Linked DNA regions of Homo sapiens: region 2 is linked to region 1. The links are chromatin loops, found by intact Hi-C in ENCODE. Cell type or tissue: heart right ventricle. All regions are shown on one strand. Each heading gives the region's core, and the rest is flanking DNA. Links, peaks and the distances in the headings are about the cores only. Region 1 overlaps WEE2 (WEE2 oocyte meiosis inhibiting kinase). Region 2 overlaps DENND11 (DENN domain containing 11).

The links. A loop is a pair of places that touch in the nucleus more often than their neighbours do. Peaks named below come from ENCODE experiments on the same cell type or tissue, not always from the same donor. Only the 100,000 strongest peaks of a DNase experiment are listed, where the experiment ranks them.
Region 2: it touches region 1 in a loop (2.7-fold over the local background); 10 of 110 quality-filtered maps call a loop at or near these places.

The regions. Positions count from the first base shown.
Region 1 is chr7:141,730,894-141,733,809 of GRCh38, forward strand. It overlaps WEE2 (WEE2 oocyte meiosis inhibiting kinase), which reads left to right. Exons shown (of 12, transcript NM_001105558.1): 12 at 1-378. The region is part of intron 1 of WEE2-AS1 (WEE2 antisense RNA 1); the gene reads right to left. Among named protein-coding and RNA genes, the nearest start is that of WEE2-AS1, 5.7 kb to the right of the region's middle. In heart right ventricle, for the core only: no CTCF peak of the experiment used is centred there; no DNase peak of the experiment used is centred there.
Region 2 is chr7:141,673,285-141,676,200 of GRCh38, forward strand. It overlaps DENND11 (DENN domain containing 11), which reads right to left. Exons shown (of 9, transcript NM_001080392.2): 4 at 783-936. Among named protein-coding and RNA genes, the nearest start is that of DENND11, 27 kb to the right of the region's middle. RefSeq lists an enhancer at 1,483-2,462. In heart right ventricle, for the core only: a CTCF peak has its summit at 1,669 (motif pointing left); a DNase peak (open chromatin) is centred at 1,274; H3K27ac peaks cover 2,500 bases.

The DNA.
Region 1 (2,916 bases), core at 203-2,702:
TATTTTTAAATAAAGGTTTTTATCTTGTCCAAAGCCTAATTACAGGTAAAATATCCTTTGTAAAATGTAACTAACAAAGAATGAGAAATTTATGTCGGAGAACATTTTATGAATAAAAGGGTAAGAGAATTGAGTGGGTCAGTAGTAACAGGTCTTGGTGGCAAGTCTCAGCTTCACAGTTCCAACAGTTAATGATGGTCAGGATCTGCTAGAAAATTATGTTGGTCATAAAGGTATTTGATAAGCTCTGTTTGTGTCATCTTAGTGAATGCAACCTGTTAATGATAATGGCTTTTTCGCTGCTTGATTTTCTTCTTTTCCTCATTTTTAAAAGCTAATTAAGTTTTTTTAATTGAATAAACCCTAATACTATTCTTTGTTCTGCTTTGGAGTAGCAGTTCTTTCCATGCAATTAAGTGTGGTGTTGGTCTTCCTATAGCCCATTGCCATTTTTCTTTACTAGGCTCTGTTCAAAATTATAAAATGGGGTTAGTTTATCTCTTGCCACCTCCCCCTCAACACACACACACCAGGCCATGTTCCTTGTAGTATAGTACAAGGTCAACCACAATTTCTGATTTAGAAACAGGGAAATTATTAAGTACATCCAGTGTATAGATGAGAATTGTTTGGTTATATTAGTCTTCTCAGGCATTGATAACTATGACTGTTTGGGTCTACAGCCTCTTCTCTACTGTGTTCCTCAGCCTAGCTTCGCACCTGGTGCCAGTTCCATTGGCTCTGACTCTGGCTCTCTGGCTCCGGCTCTCTGGCTCTCGCTCTCGCTCTCACTCTCGCTCTAGCCCGCTCGGGTCCTCTCTGGCCTACTCGTGCTCGCTCTGGCTCGCTTTCTCTCTCTCTCTCTCGCTCTCTCTCTCGCTCTCTCTCTCGCTCTCTCTCTCGCTCTCTCTCTCGCTCTCTCTCTCGCTCTCTCTCTCGCTCTCTCTCTCGCTCTCTCGCTCTCTCTCTCTCTCTCGCTCTCGCTCTCTCTCTGGCTCTCTCTCTGTCTCTCTGGATCTGCAGCAGCAGGATGTCACCAAAATAGTATGTATCTGCATAGATACTACTGAGTGTGAGGGACTGCGTCTTCACTGGCCTTAGCGTTTCATCCCTTCCATTTCAGTTAGACGCTTATTTCTTACCTCAGTAAGTTTTGTTTTTGCACAGAGATCATTATATAACTTGGAAACTAATTATCACAATTATTTTATTAACATCATTGGGCTGGTAACATTAAAGAAGTTAAATTAAAATACTTTAGAAAATATGTTACTTCTCTATGGATGTATTCTAAATGTCAACACTGACATTAAGGTACCAACAGATACTCTTGAGATCTAGAGGAACACTATTGCGCTCTACTGGTCTAATAAGCTCTAACACATGTACCAGTTTAGAGAATCCATTTACTGAAAGTTGTAGAAAGATGAATATTGAAAGGTATGACCCTTTCAGCCTGAACGACTAAGGCTTTTTATCTCTAGATGAACCATATTTTCAATCTTGAATTAGATAAAAATTGTCAGGTTTTTCTTTAAATTAAAAAATAGCCATAATAACTACTAAGTATTACTAAAATTGCTTTCAAACCATTCTAAAATATATGCAAGTAATCAGTGTAGGTAATAAGTGCTGCAATTTTTCAGTAGTTATGAGGCTTTAGGTAAGCTGATTTAAAATCAAAGTAAAAACCTGATTAACATTTCTTTAAAAATGGATAATTTACAGCAAAACTGTCCAAGGCTTCCTATTTATGATAAAGTATTGCCAGTCTTGGTCTCTACCAATGGATGCCTATAGCTGGAACCTTTTTAATTTAGGGAGAAACAAGTCAGGCCAAAGGTGACTTTGCACCCCTGGGCATTTATGATACACATTTCTTTCTCATTCATCTTTGCAAATGATAAAAAGCCCTGTGTCAGTATACTACTGCCAGGCATTAAAGCTGATTAAAGCCATAATGCTACCTGTCACCACTTCACAGCATTGGGAAGGCCATCTCTGGGTCCATGGATGAACTACACAAAGTGTGTTTATGTGTATCCTATGGAGAGGTTTCAGGGCTTCCTCATCAAAATGCAAAATCTAGGTTTCTGAAAGGGTATCTCTGATACAAAAATACATTGGAGTCACTATTCTAAGTCCTCGATTAAAAAAATAATAATTTTAGGGCTCTTTGAGCATCCTTCTGGGTTCTTCCCAGAAATAAGAATGCTTATTTGAGCATCCCTTCTGGATTCTTATTTCCATACCCTGGCCTGTGGCCTGGGCCCTACTAGCCTGTCCTTGTTTTAAAGTATACTGTGAACTGGATATTCACAAGTTCCTTGACCTCTAAGAGCTCACAGTTAACAGGAGGGATGAGGTACCTTTGTGATCATTTGTTATAAGATGGACTGAGTGAGGAAAGAAAATGAAATGGGAGAACAGAAAGGAAGGACCGTTTGAGTGAAGAAGTCTGAAAGTGTGTGAGGGGAGTGCAGTTCAGATCCTGAGGATGGAGCAATGCAACAGAAGCATTTGTTGTGTTAGGAAGAGGGATCCATTTGATAACAGAAGAAAATGCTTTAATTTCTCCATGACATTTTACATCAAAAAACTGTGTACATTTTATCATGCTTTTCTTTGTCAAAGAAAAAACAACTGAAGTAGCAGCACTGTGACTCTCTCCAGCCAGCAATCTCGGGAGAATGTGTATTGGCAATTCCTGTCTGAGAATTCAGAGTACTCCAGACTCTCCACTAAGATGTTATTTATAAAGTTGTAAGAGTTTGCTCCAGGTTGTCTGTTTTCAATTTGCATGGTGCTTTCTGTATTTTTCTTTATACAACTTCTCCCACACTCCTTACTCCAAAGTATGCAAATAGAAAGGGAGATATTAGTGGCATCATGAAGAAAGAAATTTTAGGGCCAAGT
Region 2 (2,916 bases), core at 207-2,706, 58 kb before region 1:
ATGCTGCAACAGGTACAGATAAATAGCTGGCACAATGCATAACTCCCAGAAGGTGCTGAGAAAGTGACAGACCATGGTTCTCACTGCTGCTCACACCTTTCCTGGTTCTGGAATCAGCATTCCTCACTTTCCACCTAGCCAAATACTCAGGGACTGCGTCCTCTCCTAAGGCATCTTCCCAGAGTTCTCCCTTGGACTCTTGGCATAATTTCTCTACCAGGGGAGCCCTAGGTTTCCATGGAAATATCCTGTGACCAACCACAGGAGACAGAGAGGGAAGAGAAAGAGGAGATTCATGTTCTTAGTCATATTTGCACCCTTCCAACACCTAACGCTTTGCTGGGTGTTTTGCTAACTGTAAATAGGCATATTCTAGTACCAAAGCCAAAGTACTTCAGGAACAAATACAGAACGAAGTAACATCAGAAGTGTCTTAACTAAGAAATGTCATACTTCTTCATCAGACTCTTCATCTTTAGTTCAAATGTCTAGTGTTAAAATATCAGAAGCAATCAACAGAATTAAATCTATCTTTTCACAACTGGCCTATCACACACGCCTTTATACTATGATTACAGAAGTGTCTAGAAAGCATATTGTTTAAGATAACTTGCCTTATGTTTTAAAAAAACCAAATGCTTATGTTGCAACTCTGTTCTATCAAAAGTAGACATTTTGTATGATCCAAAGACATAAATTTTTTATTCATTAAAAAGTAATCAACAGCTACTATTCCCAGATACAGATCCAGTATAGTGTAAGAAAAGCAGGGCTAACCTCACCTTCATCTCAGGGTACATGTATCGGTGGATGGAAGGCAGCCAGTAGACAGGGGGCAGGCTGCTGCCTCTGCCGGGACCAGCATGGAGCACCCCCTTTTTGTCCTCATAGAAGGCAGCCAGATGAGAGTAATGTCCTGGCATCTCCAACTGGTGCCTGCAGAAAAACACACACACACACACACACACACACACAGTGAGAACAGCCCTGGTCACAGCTCTGCTACCACTCCTACCCTCCGCCCACCTCAAGGGGCTGTAACACTCAGGGGCAAAGGCCCTGACATACTCCAAAGATCCCCATTTGGAGGTTGCTTAGGTCACCTCCTTTGATGTTACAGAAGATCCTTAGGAAAAGTTCAAACATGGGCCTGAAACTCCCTGACAACACCATGGAACACATTCTTTTTCTCATGGGAAACAGACAGAATTAACAGACTATGACTAATGTCTATTGTTCTTGAGCAAGGTACGCCGGAGACTGGGTGCCACTTCCCAGAGAATGGCTGCTTCCTGTGAGAAGGGCCAGCTTGGAAGCCTAAAATTCCCTGCTTAAAGCCGCTCTTTGTTTAGAGAACTCACGCTTGCCTGCTTGCTTTGTTGTTATGGAAGAATACGGAGCTTACCCCAAATGTCTCAAATAAGGGAAAACAATTATTATTGGATGTCATCAGGGCTCATAATTTCTGCATCAAGTATAATAATAAAGAAATAAAAAGCATCAGAATCTCTTCTCTGCCCGCTCCACCAGCTCGGGTCACAGAGCCTGGCTGTGGCTGGCCCTGCTGGCCAACCCCAGACCCCAGAACCCAGAAGGCAGCACCGAAGCCCTGGGCCATTTCAACAGTGGAGAATCCTGCCCCCCAGTGGAGCGCAGGAGCACTGTGAGGACTGTTTGTCACTATATTTAATGGGGATGTTATAGGTTGAATTTTGTCCCCACAAAAAAGATGGGGCCCCAGCACCTCACTCAGAATGGGACTTTTTTGGATAGCATCTTTACATAGGTAATCAAGTTAAAATGAAGTTACTGGAGTGGGCCCTGGTCCAGTATGAATGCTGTCCTTATAGAAAGGGGACTTTTGGACACATAGACACACACATACAGCAAACAGCAGGTGAACGTGACGACAGAGACTGGGATGATGCATCTACAAGCCAAGGAACCCCAAAGATTGCCAGCATCCACCAGCAGCTCAGGGAGAGTCCTGGAACGGATTCTCCTGCATAGCCCCAGAGGGAACTCACACTGCTGAGACCTTGACTTTGGGCTTCCAGCCTCTAGAACAGTGAGACAGTATGTTTCTGCTGTTTTAAGCCACTCAGTTTTGGCACTTTGTTATGCAGCCCCGGAAAAGCCCTAATTGAGGGAGGAATAAAAAGCGACAAAACCCTCTTAGCCCATCTTTATTTTCTCAGTGTCCTACAATTTCCATCAATCAATGAACAAAAAGCAAAATATAGCTTCACTGAGCAAGGGAAACATCCCTAATTATGGTTGGCCCTGGAACAGCAGTGATTAAAAATAGGCACTCCCCGCTGCCACACCGCCTCTGCAAACTGCCACGGTGGCTTACCCCAAACTATGACACAAACTGTTGAGTCAAGATTTTCATCAACCAACTATAGCCTTCTATTCTCCAACCATCTCTACTCCAGAGTGATTTACAGCTCTTATGTCAAAGTGATGACAAGAGACCTTCAGACAAATTTATATTTTAAAAAGGAAAAAAATCATCACTATATTCATATAATGATTACTAATGTAAGATGGATGATAGCGCCAATTTCAGGGCTCCTATGCATTTTAAGTTTTGACAAGGAGGTAGTCCTACTATAACAAATATAGTCCTCCTATAACAAATAACTAGTTGGGAGGAGGTTGCTTGTAGTCACTTAGTTCACTTTTACAAATGTTCATGAGCTAGACAGGAAACCCATGGTCTAAGCTGTGTCTGACTATTCTGAGAAGATGGCAGATTTCAGATACTTTTTAGGGAAGTTTGTCAAACTGACGAAAGTCTGATTCACAGAAAATCATACAAAGGCAATTATGTTCAAAGGTGTTTTTATTAGGATGGAATTTCCCTAAAAAGAACACTGAGAATCATTTTATCATATTTTAATACTACATTTT